Regions from separate parts of the Homo sapiens genome. Here regions 2 and 3 are each linked to region 1. A link is an interaction called in ENCODE POLR2A ChIA-PET data of the cell type or tissue named here. Cell type or tissue: GM12878. All regions are shown on one strand.

Region 1 (4,000 bases):
TGCTTTTAGATACCCTAAGGAGAAAACAGAGTACAACTTCGGGGAGGGGTGACTGCTCAATTTCTCACCATAGCCTTTTTGTCATATAGCTTGTTGCTATGGAGAAGGCCGTGAAGGCAGCAACTAAAGGAAATAAAGGATCTGGCAGGAGTAAGCACAGGGATAGTAGATTAAACAAAAATTTCTTGAGCAATTAGTGAGTAGCAGGGCCTATAAATGACATACTTTTCTTGTTTTTCCTAACCCCTACCCCTTTGAAAGTACATGGGCTTGGTTTACCACTATAATTTAATTGAAATACAGAGAAGCCTGAATGGGCCTAACAAAGCTTAAGCCTGGCAGACAAAACACAAGGCCACTTAGCAATGCTGCCTAATGCCAGGAGGAATCAGCTACCTACCCACCCTATCCTGGTGAAATTATCTCCAGCTGCCTAAATTATAAAGTTGATGCCCTGTGATTTCTTTGTTCTGTAAAGCCTGAGGGAGATGGAATAATGAGGTATCAGAAGAGGTGGAGAACAGCCCCTTGTTTCAGAGTAGTCAGAGAGAGAGAGAGCGAGTTAAAGAGAGAAATGGAGTTAGTTCTCACCGGTATCATTAAGAGGCAGCAGCAGCCTCAGTAGCAATAGCTTGGGAGCAAAGCTCTGCTTGAACTAGTCTGAAACTACTGCTGTGGGAGAAAAGGCTAGTTGCCAACTTTGTTAATAGCTTCTGCCTATCATTGTTACAGCAGCTTTATCAAATAGGGCAGGGCCAGGACCTGTTTTTAGCAGTGTAAGCACTAAGACCAGAGGGCTCAACATCTTCCAGCAGATTTCATCACAACCAATGACTAACAAAGACAAGTCCCTCTTCTATTCCACATAAATGATTACAGAGTTGTAAATATCAGAGCTAGAAGGATCATAGAGATCATGTAGTCCAACCTCCTCATTTTACAAATAAGGAAATTAAGGCCCAGATAGTCAAACGACCTTATTAACAGAGCAAGAAAACACCAAGGCTCTCAAATAGGACTTTTTCCCCTTTGAATCACACTTCAAAGCTAAGTTAGTTAGGGCTAATGATTAATCCCAGGCAATACCAGTAAGATATTTATTGCCTAGGTATCACTCAACTAAATTCCTAAGTATCAGGATGATTTTGATAACAAAATAGGTCTGGGTTTTGTTACTGAAATATAAAAAGAATCTCATTTGCAAACAACCTTACCTATCTGGCAAGCTCACAGCCTAGTCACCTATATATACTGCCTGACTGTGCTTTGCTTGGGGGAGGGAGGAGGTGTGTGAGCATGCACAAAGGGAGACTCTCTTTCTCCCCTGGAGATTAGTCTATTTTGCCATTTGCAAAATGAAACTCAAAAAAGCCGGTGACTGAAATTTTTCCCAAGGTCTTCAGGATTTAAATGTATGACAGTGGACATATAACACAATCCACAAAGGTATATAAACACGTCACTGCCCTAAAGTATCCTCTGGGAGTAAGCTGCTAGGTGGGAATGTGTTGGCTGTTGTTTTTGGTGGGGGAGGGGTGGGAGAAAGTAGGTACTGATTTCCCTAATGTTTCCTTTGTGTGGCTGCTGTTGCCATGTGGTGGTCTGTTGCTATGAAGATTTGTGGTGTCAGACAATGGCTGCTAGGCTCTTTATGACTGTGCTATTGGTAGAGCTATTTCTTCGGGATTCAAGCTAGTATGCAACTGGCTAAACAGTGGAGAAAGCTTGGTTGTTACTGTGCCCCATCTCTCCTCTAGGTGAGTACTGCCTGGGGCAAGACTGAAGGTGAAGGGGCATTAATTATAGCATATGAGAAAGAAAAACCAATAGCTGAATGCCACCTTACTTTTCTAGTGCAAATATCTAAAATTAGATATTTCACAGTTCACACACATACTTTTCTACATCAAAATCACACAGGAAAAACCAAGAGTAACTACCAAGGTTACCATTTCCATGAAAGAAGATTAATGGAGAGCCCCTTCCCTTTAGTGAAAAGGATAAAAGCCCACAGCTGGGATCTGCAATCAGATGAGGATGAAGAATAGCTGGGGCAGGTTCTCAGCGGAGCTACCACAGGCAGACTAACTTCCTGCTAAGCAAAACCATAGCCTATTACTCTGATAATGAGAAAACTGCAGCCCACAGACCAAAGCAAAGGGCTCAACCACAGAGTTTGAAGTAGGGCCGAATGTTCTCCTGGGTAACAGGGGCCAGAGTACACAGAAGTCACCATGGGTCTGTTTAGATGTCAGCTACTTACCCACCCTCTTCATACTCCCACACAATTACTCTTCTTTCCATCTCAGAGTATATACACACAGACACACACACACACATATATATATGCATGTCTGTGTATATATATTTTAAAGATCTAGCCCCTGTGCTGTCAATACCATAAGCCACTAGTTAACATATGGCTATTTAAATTTAAATTAAATAAAATTAAACATTCAGACCCTTGGCCAGGCACGGTGGCTATACGAGGCATGAGATTGGTAAACATTTTTTTTTTTAATAATTTTTTTTTTCCTGAGATGGAGTCTCACTCTGTTGCCCAGGCTGGAGCGCAGTGGCACTATCTCGGCTCACTGCAACCTCTACCTCCCGGGTTCAAGCGATTCTCCTGCCTCAGACTCCCGAGTAGCTGGGATTACAGGCGCCCACCACCATGCCTGGCTAAACTTTTTCAACAAAAGACCAGATAACAAATATTTTGGGCCTTGCAGGCCACATGGTCTCTGTTACAGCTTCTCAACTCTGCCACTGTAGGGCAAATGTGAACAAAATACATTAAATGAGAATGACTGTCTTCCAATAAAACTTTATTTATGGGTCCAGGCCCAGTGCCTTACGCCTGTAATCCCAGCATCTTGGGAGGCCGAGGCAGGAGGATTGCTTGAGCCCAGGAGTTGAAGACAAGCCTGAGCAACACAGTGAGATCTCATTTCCGTAAGAAAATATTATAGGCCAGGTGTAGTGGTTCACGCCTATAGTCCTAGCACTTTGGCAGGCTGAAGTGGGCGGATCACTTGAGCCCAGGAGCTTGAGACCAGCCTGAGCAATATGGCAATACCTTGTCACCACAAAAAATACAAAATTAGCCAGATGGGGTGGCACATGCCTGTAGTCTCAGCTACTTGGGAGGTTGAGGTGGGAGGATTACTTGAGCCTGGGAGGTGGAGGCTGCAGGGAGCTGTGATCACGCCACTGCACTCCAGCCTGGGCAACAGAGTGAGACCCTGTGTCAAAAAACAAAACAAAACAAAACAAAACGTGTCACTTCTAATAGGTTACAGAAAAAAAAAAACAAAACAATACTTTATTTATGGACCAGGTGTGATGGCTCACACTTGTAATCGCAGAACTTTGTGAGGCTGAGGCAGGACGATTGCTAGAGCCTAGGAGTTTGAAACCAGCCTGTAAAACATAGTGAGACCCCATCTCTACAAAAAAAAAATTAAAACAAAAAAAATTAGTTGGGCATGGTGGTGTGTGCCTGTAGTCCCAGCTACTTGGGAGACTGAACTGGGAGGATCACTTGAGCCTGCAGTGAGCCATGATCACACCACTGATCACACCACTGCACTCCAGCCTGGGAAACAAACCAAGACTCTATCTGAAAAAAACAAAACAAAAACAACAACAGCCAGGCATGGTGGCTCACGTCTGTAATCCCAGCACTTTGGGAGGCCAAGGCAGGCAGACCTGAGGTCAGGAGTTCCAGACTAGCCTGGCCAACATAGCGAAACCACATCTCTACTAAAAATACAAAAAAAATCAGCCAGGCGTGTGATTCCAGCTACTTGGGAGGCTGAGGCAGGAGAATCACTTGAACCCAGGAGGTGGAGGTTGCAGTGAGCCAAGATTGCACCACGGCACCCTAGCCTGGGTGACAGAGTAAGACTCTGTCTCAAAAAAATAAAAATAAAAAATAAAATAAAAACAACAAACAAACAAAAAACCCTTTATTTATAGACACTGAAATTTGAATTCC
Region 2 (4,000 bases), 550 kb before region 1:
CCCAGTAGGCTGGGGGTGGGGGTAGAAGGAGAAGGAGGGGAAGGGAGGGGGGGGTTGGGTGTCTACTCTGGTGAATAGACGGCTGTGGGGCAGAGAAGCGTGAAGGCCTGGCTGCCGGGCAGGTGAACTCTCCACGGGGTCTAGGGCCCGCGAAAGGGTTCGGAACCGAGTCAGCGCGCCTTGCGGGCAGGATTCACGCCGCTGTGACCCGGAGGTCCTCAGGGGGCGAAGCCCCGGCCTAGGCCTCGCGGAGATGCCCAGCTGCGGTGCTTGTACTTGCGGCGCGGCGGCCGTCCGGCTCATCACCTCCTCACTCGCCTCCGCGCAGAGAGGTAACGAAATAGTGCCACTCCTGAGCCCTCAGCCTGTCGGGGGGGGGGTGGACTGGCCAATGGTTGGGGGCCCCGGGGAGGGCACGAGGCCTGCTGCACCCGGGGAGTGTGAGGGAATGCGCGGCGCTTCGCCCGGCACCCACCACTTTCCCCGTGGAATGGGGCTCTGCCAACCTCTGGAGCAGCCGTTGCTCAAATTGGAAGTAAACTCCTTCCCACGCGCCTGCCTGCACGCTTTCAGGCCTGCTGACTTTGGGGCCGGAATGCGGCCACTTTGTAGAAACCCTGAAAGGCACAAAATGCTCCTGTTATTAAAAAATGTCTCCAGATCCCACTCAGCCCTGCCGGGGACCGCCGCCTGCCATGGCTGCGGCTCTTCTTCCGCAGCCTGGCCGGGATCCCCCTCGGGCCCGTTGGGGGCTCCAGGAGGGGCTCGGCTGAGGATCTGTCCCTACTAGGGTCCCCCAGGACTCGGGGCACCCAGCTGGCCGTCCCGGACGCAAGCCGCGCGATACCCGAGATGTTACTATCACTGTGCGGCCCTGACACTGGGACATAAACAAGGTTCACAATACTTCCCGGCGTCAGGCAAGCCCCGGGGCCCGCAGGACAGCGGCGGGAGAGATGGGGAGAAGTCCCGCAGGAGTTGGTTCGGAAGTACTTGGGTGTTTCAGCAGTCCTTTGCTGGCTTTCCCAACTTGACCGGGAGGTAGTTTCCTAAGAGTGGCGCATGTTGTTTACCTTTTCTTTCTGTTTATCTGAAGCTGTGAAAGAATGGCGCCCCAGCCAAGAGAGTCTGGAAAATAAACTTTTTTTCTCTTCCTCAAATCTGTGGAAGTCAGACCACGAGGCTAGATCCTGTTATAATGACTGACTTCTAGACAAATTCGTTTTATTTTGGCTTATCGGTTTATGACCCTTGGATGGATTTTTAAAAAGGCCCCTTTTATCTAACTTCTAAGCCAATTATAAAATCCTTATTGTTTACTAAATATATCTTCCAGTTTCTTTACTACAGAAGGAAGGATTGAATGAGGTAACGTGGGCAGAAGCATTTTGTAAAATGATATATAAATGTAAGGGAGTAAATTTAATCCTAAATCGATGTTAAGCCTCAACCAGTAGATGTCCCGATTCCAGGAATTCGATTTGCAAACACTTTAAAGTGACATATTTTAATCCATTTATCTGATATATATTAATATTTGTCAAGGGTCCACTGTGTGTCAGGCCTTCTTTTAGTGCTGGAGGTAGAGTGGTGAATAAGTCCTCACCCTCATGTTTAAATCTAGTGGAGTAGACAAAGAATAATACAGTTTCCAGTGGGTGGATGAAGTATGTGTGTGTTCCCTTTGGTCAGGGACGGCTTCTTTGAAAGTGTTACTGATCTCTTGTAGCCAAGAGTCCGTGAACATTTTTGAATCATAGGAGATAGGCAGTTATTTTTTTTTCTTTTCAAAACGACTGTTTTCTTTCTTTTTCTTTTCTTTTCTCCTTCCTTCCTTCCTTCCTTTCCTTCCTTCCTGTCTTTCTTTCCTTTCTGTCTTTCTTTCCATCTACTATCTGTCTTTCTGTCTGTCTTATTTTCTTTCTTTTTTTTTTTTTTTTTTTTTTGAGACAGAGTCTCGCTCTGTCGCTCAGGCTGGAGTGCAGTGGCCAGATCTCAGTTTACTGCAAACTCCGCCTCCTGGGTTCACGCCATTCTCCTGCCTCAGCCTCCCGAGTAGCTGGGACTGCAGGCGCCCGCCACCACGCCTGGCTAATTTTTGTATTTTTAGTAGAGACGGGGTTTCACCGTGTTAGCCAGGATGGTCTCGATCTCCTGATCTTGTGATCCGTCCGCCTCGGCCTCCCAAAGTGCTGGGATTACAGGCGTGAGCCACCGCGCCTGGCCTCTTTTTGTGTGTCTGTCTTGATGGAATCTGCTAAGTTGCCCGGGCTGGAGTGCAGTAGCGCGATCTCGGCTCACTGCAACCTCCGTCTCCTGGGTTCAAGCAATTCTTCTGCCTCAGCCTCCTGAGTAAGCTGGGGTTACAGGCGCGCGCCACCACGCCCCACTAATTTTTATATTTTTAGTAGAGACGGGATTTTGCCATGTTCGTCAGGCTGGACTCCAACTCCTGGACCCCAGGAGATCACCCGCCTTGGCCTCCCAAAGTGCTAGGATTACAGGCTTGAGCCACCGCACCCGGACTAGTATTTCTTTTTAAAAACAGTTGTTCTGAAATTTAGAAAGCTTTGTCTGTATGATAAAGTTCTGTAAATAGTGAAACTTAAATTGTCTTTTCTGGTTGCTGCCAGGTAATCTGGTGAAATATACTTTACAGAAACACTTCTCTTTTTTGGCTTTCAGAGCTTCACCTGGGGTTTACAGGCCTCCAAAGGGTCCTTGAATAGAATTCAGAGATTCTGTGAACTTTATTTTCACTAAGCTCTAACTGAAACACAACGTTTCCTTGGCCTATGAATGTGGGCAACACATCCACAGTAGTCTTAGAAGTGTCTGTGGATTTGTCATCAATCAAAATCAGAAATATTTTCATATCACATTATAGTTGCTGATATTTCAGAATATTGTCCATACTTTTTGCTACTTTGAAATCATAGTAATTATTTAAAAAGCTGTTAGATCTTATTTAATTTTGCTTGTTAATAAAGAGGCATATTTTAAAAATTTTTTGATAACTACTTCATTATAATTTGTTTCCTTTGTTATGTATTTTATTTTATACATTTAAAAATATTATTCTGAGAAGATCTATTCAGAGGCTTCACCAGACTGCTTAAGGGGTTCATGGCACAAAAAGTGTTAGAAATCCCAATTACTTTGCTACAGAGCTTTATCATTTTTATGAGGATTTTATGATTGGTGAATGGTCATTTTGATTGATTGCATCTGTCACTCTCCCTCAATTACTTTTTCTTTTTCTTTCTTTCTTTCTTTTTTTTTTTTTTTGAGACGGAGACTCTGTTGCTTAAGCTGGAGTGCAGTGGTGCCATCTCGGTTCACTGCAACCTCTGCTTCCTGGGTTCAAGCGATTCTTCTGCCTCAGCATCCCGGGTAGCTGAGACTACAGGCGCGTGTCACCATGCCCAGCTAATTTTTTGTATTTTTAGTAGAGATGGGGTTGCACCGTATTAGCCAGGATGGTCTCGATCTCCTGACCTTATGATCTGCCCCCCTGGGCCTCCCAAAGTGCTGGGATTACTGGCATGAGTCACTGCACCTGGCCCCCTCAATTACTTTTTCTAAGCCTACTTTTGGGATTGATACTATCTTTATTTATTTATTTATTTATTTATTTATTTATTTATTTATTTATTTTGCGACAGAGCCTCGCTCCGTTGCACAGGCTGGAGTACAGTGGCGCAATCTCGGCTCACTGCAACCTCTGCCTCGTTCAAGTGATTCCCCTGCCTCAGCTTCCCAAGTAGCTGGGATTACAGGCACCTGTCACCACGCCTGGCTACTTTTTGTATCTTTAGTAGAGACAGGGTTTCACCATGTTGGCCAGGCTGGTCTTAAACTCCTAACCTCAAGTGATCCACCCACCTCAACCTCCCAAAGTGCTGGGATTACAGGCGTGAGCCATCACACCTGGCTCCTTCAATTTTTTTATTGTGGTAAGATACATATAAAATTTACAAGACTTAACTATTTTTAGTGT
Region 3 (4,000 bases), 230 kb after region 1:
TGGATCACAAGGTCAGGAGATCGAGACCATCTTGGCTAACACAGTGAAACACCGTCTATACTAAAAAAATACAAAAAAATTAGCCGGGCATGGTGGCGGGCGTCGCCAGTCTCAACTACTCAGGAGGCTGAGGCAGGAGAATGGCATGAACCTGGGAGATGGAGCTTGCAGCGAGCCGAGATCACGCCACCACACTCCAGCCTGGGCGACAGAGCGAGACTCCATCTCAAAACTAACTAACTAAATAAATAATAAATAAATAAAAATAATGTCCTTAACTGACCAAGTGCGGTGGCTCACGCCTGTAATCTCAGCACTTTGGGAGGTTGAGGTGGGCAGATCATCTGAGGTCAGGAGTTCGAGACCAGCCTAGTCAACATGGGAGAACCCCATCTCTACTAAAAATACAAAAAAATTAGCTGGACAAGGTGGCATGCGCTTGTAATCCCAGCTACTTGAGAGGCTGAAGCAGGAGAATCACTTGAACCCAAGTGGCGGAGGTTGCAGTGAGCTGAGATCGCGCCATTGCACTCCAGCCTGGGCAACAAGAGCAAAACTCCGTCTCAGAAAAAAAAAAAAAAATGTTGGCCGGGCGCGGTGGCTCACACCTTAATCCCAGCACTTTGGGAGGCTGAGGTGGGTGGAACACCTGAGGTCGGGAGCTCAAGACCAGCCTGACCAACATGGAGAAACCCTGTCTCTACTAAAAATACAAAATTAGTCAGGGTGGTGACGCATGCCTGTAATCCCACCTACTGGGGAGGCTGAGGCAGAAGAATCGCTTGAACCTGGGAGGCGAAGGCTGCGGTGAGCCGAGATCACACCATTGCACTCCAGCCTGGGCAAAAAGAGTGAAACTCCGTCTCAAAAAAAAAAAAAATGTCCTTAACCATTTTTGTCAGGTGTGTTTCAAGCATAAAAGGCATGCAAAATAATTAGAAAATAAGTAGAGTTCCTATATAACCTTCACATAGCTTCCTTTAATGTTACCATCTTATCTTACAAAACCATAGTACAATTATCAAAACTAAGAAATTAATATTGGTATAATACTATAGACAGACTATTTGGATTTTAACATTTTTTTCCCATTAATGTCATTTTTCTATTCTAGGATCTAATACTGGATCTATACTGCAATTAGTCGTCATATATATCCTTAATCTACTCTGATCTGTGACGTTTCTTCAATCTTTTCTTGTCTTTCATGACATTGTAAATCTCTTGTTCTTAAACTTTCAACCAATAATTTCAGTATCCATTGGTGGATCGTGCTTGTGGCAGTTACTACTGTAGTGTTCTAATTGTGATTTTCTAGTATTTTCATTTCTTGTACTTTATTAACTGGAATTCTTTTATAAGAAGTTGTCCTTTCTCCATTTTATTAACTTATTCAGTTATTTATACAAGTATGGTCACATGGATATTAATTTTATTTAGATTATAATGTAATACTATTATTTATTTTGCTGTTCAATGTTATGTAGTCTTAATAATTTTTCTAAAAAATAGATGCTTATAGAATGAGTGAATAGGCCAGGCACAGTGGGTCACATCTGTAATCCCAGTGCTTTGGGAGGCCGAGGCAGGCAGATCACTTGAGGTCATGAGTTCAAGACCAGCCTGGCCAACATGGCAAAACCCCACCCCTACTAAAAAAATGTAAATATTGGCTGGGCGTGGTGGCTTATGCCTGTAATCTCAGCACTTTGGGAGGCCAAGGTGGGCAGATCATGAGGTCAGGAGATCAAGACCATCCTGGCTAACATGGTGAAACCCCATCTCTACTAAAAAATACAAAACATTAGCCAGGCATGGTGGCATGTGCCTGTAGTCCCAGCTACTTGGCAGGCTGAGGCAGGAGAATTGCTTGAACCCAGAAGGCAGAGGTTGTAGTGAGCCGAGATCAGCGCCACTACACTCCAGCCTGGGTGACAGAGCGAGACTCCATCTCAAAAAAAAAAAAAAAAGTAAATATTAGCTACGCGTGGTGGCACACGCCTGCAATCCCAGCTACTAGGGAGTTTGAGGCAGGAGAATCACTTGAACCCAGGAGGCGGAGGTTGCAGTAAGCCAAGATCGCGTCACTGCTCTCCAGCCTGGGTGATAAGAGTGAGACTCCACATCAAAACAAAACAAAACAAAACAAAAAAAACCCCCCAAAAAAACTGAGAATGAGTGAATAAACTGCATCTTGCACTCCAGGATACAGAAAAGAGAAACAACCACAGACGCAACAAGGTACCCATCATCCCAGTGATCCAATTACAAGACTGCTGTCTACCTGACATGAGTTTCTTTAGCAGTTTCTGGCTCTTGTTTGAGTCACGCTGTAAAATATCTTGTTCCTCATGAGTACACACCTGTAAAATAGTAAGAGTAAGACATGTGATCCAACAGTTAAATTATATTGCTTTCTTGATATATCTAAAAGTAACCTGAAATTACACATTAGATGATGATAAAATAATGAGACTATTGGTGTTTTTTAATCCAAACACACCAAAATATAAAAATGCAAATGAGTTTTCTCCAGATCTCTTTCCATTTCTTTTTTATGACCCAAACAAAAAACTTATATCACTGCACATGTCCCTGAATGACTTAATGGTTTAGAAAAAAAAAAAAAAAAGGCTGGGCACAGTGGCTTATGACTGTAATCCCAGCACTTTGGGAGGCTGAGGTGGGCAGATTGCTTGAGTGCAGGAATTCGAGACCAGCCTGGGCAACATGGCCAAACCCCATTTCAACAAAAAAATGCAAAAATTAGCCTGGCGTGGTGGTGTGTGCCTATAGTTCCAGCTACTTAGGAGCTGGGACTTCTTTGTAGATATGGGGTTTTGCCATGTTGCCCAGGCTGGTCCTGAACTCCTGGGCTCAAGCAGTCTTCCCTCCTCAGCCTCCGAAAGCAATGGGATTATAGGCATCAGCCACCATACCTGGCTTCTGGTTCTTTCTAATAAGACATCTTCTTATAATTAACTTCTCTTGTCAGATTTGGGCTTCATGATTAGAACTGGGTTGCTTTTTATGGTAAAGTCACATATGTTTTATCTAGTATTCTCAACAGTGAGAAATATTTATCTTTGAGAGTACGTTATTTTTTCTTTTTTTCTTTCTTTTTTTTTTTTTGAGCAGGGTGTGGCTTTGTCACCCAGACTGGAGTGCGGTGGCACCATCTCTGCTCACTGCAACCTCCACCTCCCGGGCTCAAGTCATCCTCCCAACTCAGCCTTCCAAAGTGCTGGGATTACAGACATAAGCCAGCATGCCTGGCCTGAGACTCTGTCTAAAAAACAAACAAGGGCCAGGCGCAGTGGCTCATGCCTGTAATCCCAGCACTTTGGGAGGCCGAGGCAGGTAGATCACCTGAGGTCAGGAGTTCAATTGAGCGTGGTCAATATAGAGAAACCCTGTCTCTACTAAAAATACAAAAATTAGCTGGGCGTGGTAGTGGGCACCTGTAATCCCAGCTACTCAAGAGGCTAAGGCAGGAGAATCACTTGAACTTGAACCCAGGAGGCGGAAGTTGCAGTGAGCCACTGCACTCCAGGCTGGGCAAGAGAGTGAGACTCCATCTCAAAAAACAAACAAACAAACAAACTTCAAGGCCAATCTGCTTTACATTACTTCAAGGGACCTAGGAGAAAACACTGTACAATACTTCCTAGCAGTTGCCTCAATGACACACAGAGTTCCTGCCAGCAGCTATAAGAGCTTGCTCTAAAGAGAAAGCTCCATATGGGAGGAGATTTACTGCCATTTAATGGACATTTTTATTGGTAGACACTACATTTTTCAGGTCATCCATTGTCTATCAGCTTATTCTGAGCATATGAAAAAATTAAGGGTCCCACCAGGCACGGTGGCTCACACCTGTAATCCCAGCACTTTGGGAGGCTGAGATGGTTGGATCACCTGAGGTCAGGAGTTCTGAGACCAGCTTGACCAATATGGTGAAACCCTGTCTCTACTAAAAATACAAAAAATTAGCTGGGCG

Evidence for each region. ChIA-PET counts read pairs that join two places held together with the same protein. Peaks named below come from ENCODE experiments on the same cell type or tissue, not always from the same donor. Only the 100,000 strongest peaks of a DNase experiment are listed, where the experiment ranks them.
Region 2: POLR2A ChIA-PET joins it to region 1 with 6 read pairs; 1 of 35 experiments calls an interaction of 5 or more read pairs at or near these places.
Region 3: POLR2A ChIA-PET joins it to region 1 with 5 read pairs; 2 of 35 experiments call an interaction of 5 or more read pairs at or near these places.

What each region holds. Positions count from the first base shown.
Region 1 is chr15:64,632,418-64,636,417 of GRCh38, reverse strand. All of the region lies in intron 3 of ZNF609 (zinc finger protein 609), which reads right to left. It also overlaps a transcript of LOC101930091 not described here. Among named protein-coding and RNA genes, the nearest start is that of OAZ2, 69 kb to the left of the region's middle. In GM12878, no CTCF peak of the experiment used is centred here; DNase peaks (open chromatin) are centred at 677, 1,597 and 2,127; H3K4me3 peaks cover 1,071 bases; H3K27ac peaks cover 3,755 bases.
Region 2 is chr15:65,181,407-65,185,406 of GRCh38, reverse strand. CLPX (caseinolytic mitochondrial matrix peptidase chaperone subunit X) reads left to right here and starts at 65. Exons shown (of 14, transcript NM_006660.5): 1 at 65-332. The coding sequence starts at 254. RefSeq lists a silencer at 1-126 and an enhancer at 1-432. In GM12878, no CTCF peak of the experiment used is centred here; no DNase peak of the experiment used is centred here; H3K4me3 peaks cover 3,316 bases; H3K27ac peaks cover 2,819 bases.
Region 3 is chr15:64,399,106-64,403,105 of GRCh38, reverse strand. It overlaps TRIP4 (thyroid hormone receptor interactor 4), which reads right to left. Exons shown (of 13, transcript NM_016213.5): 5 at 2,285-2,363. Among named protein-coding and RNA genes, the nearest start is that of TRIP4, 13 kb to the right of the region's middle. In GM12878, no CTCF peak of the experiment used is centred here; no DNase peak of the experiment used is centred here.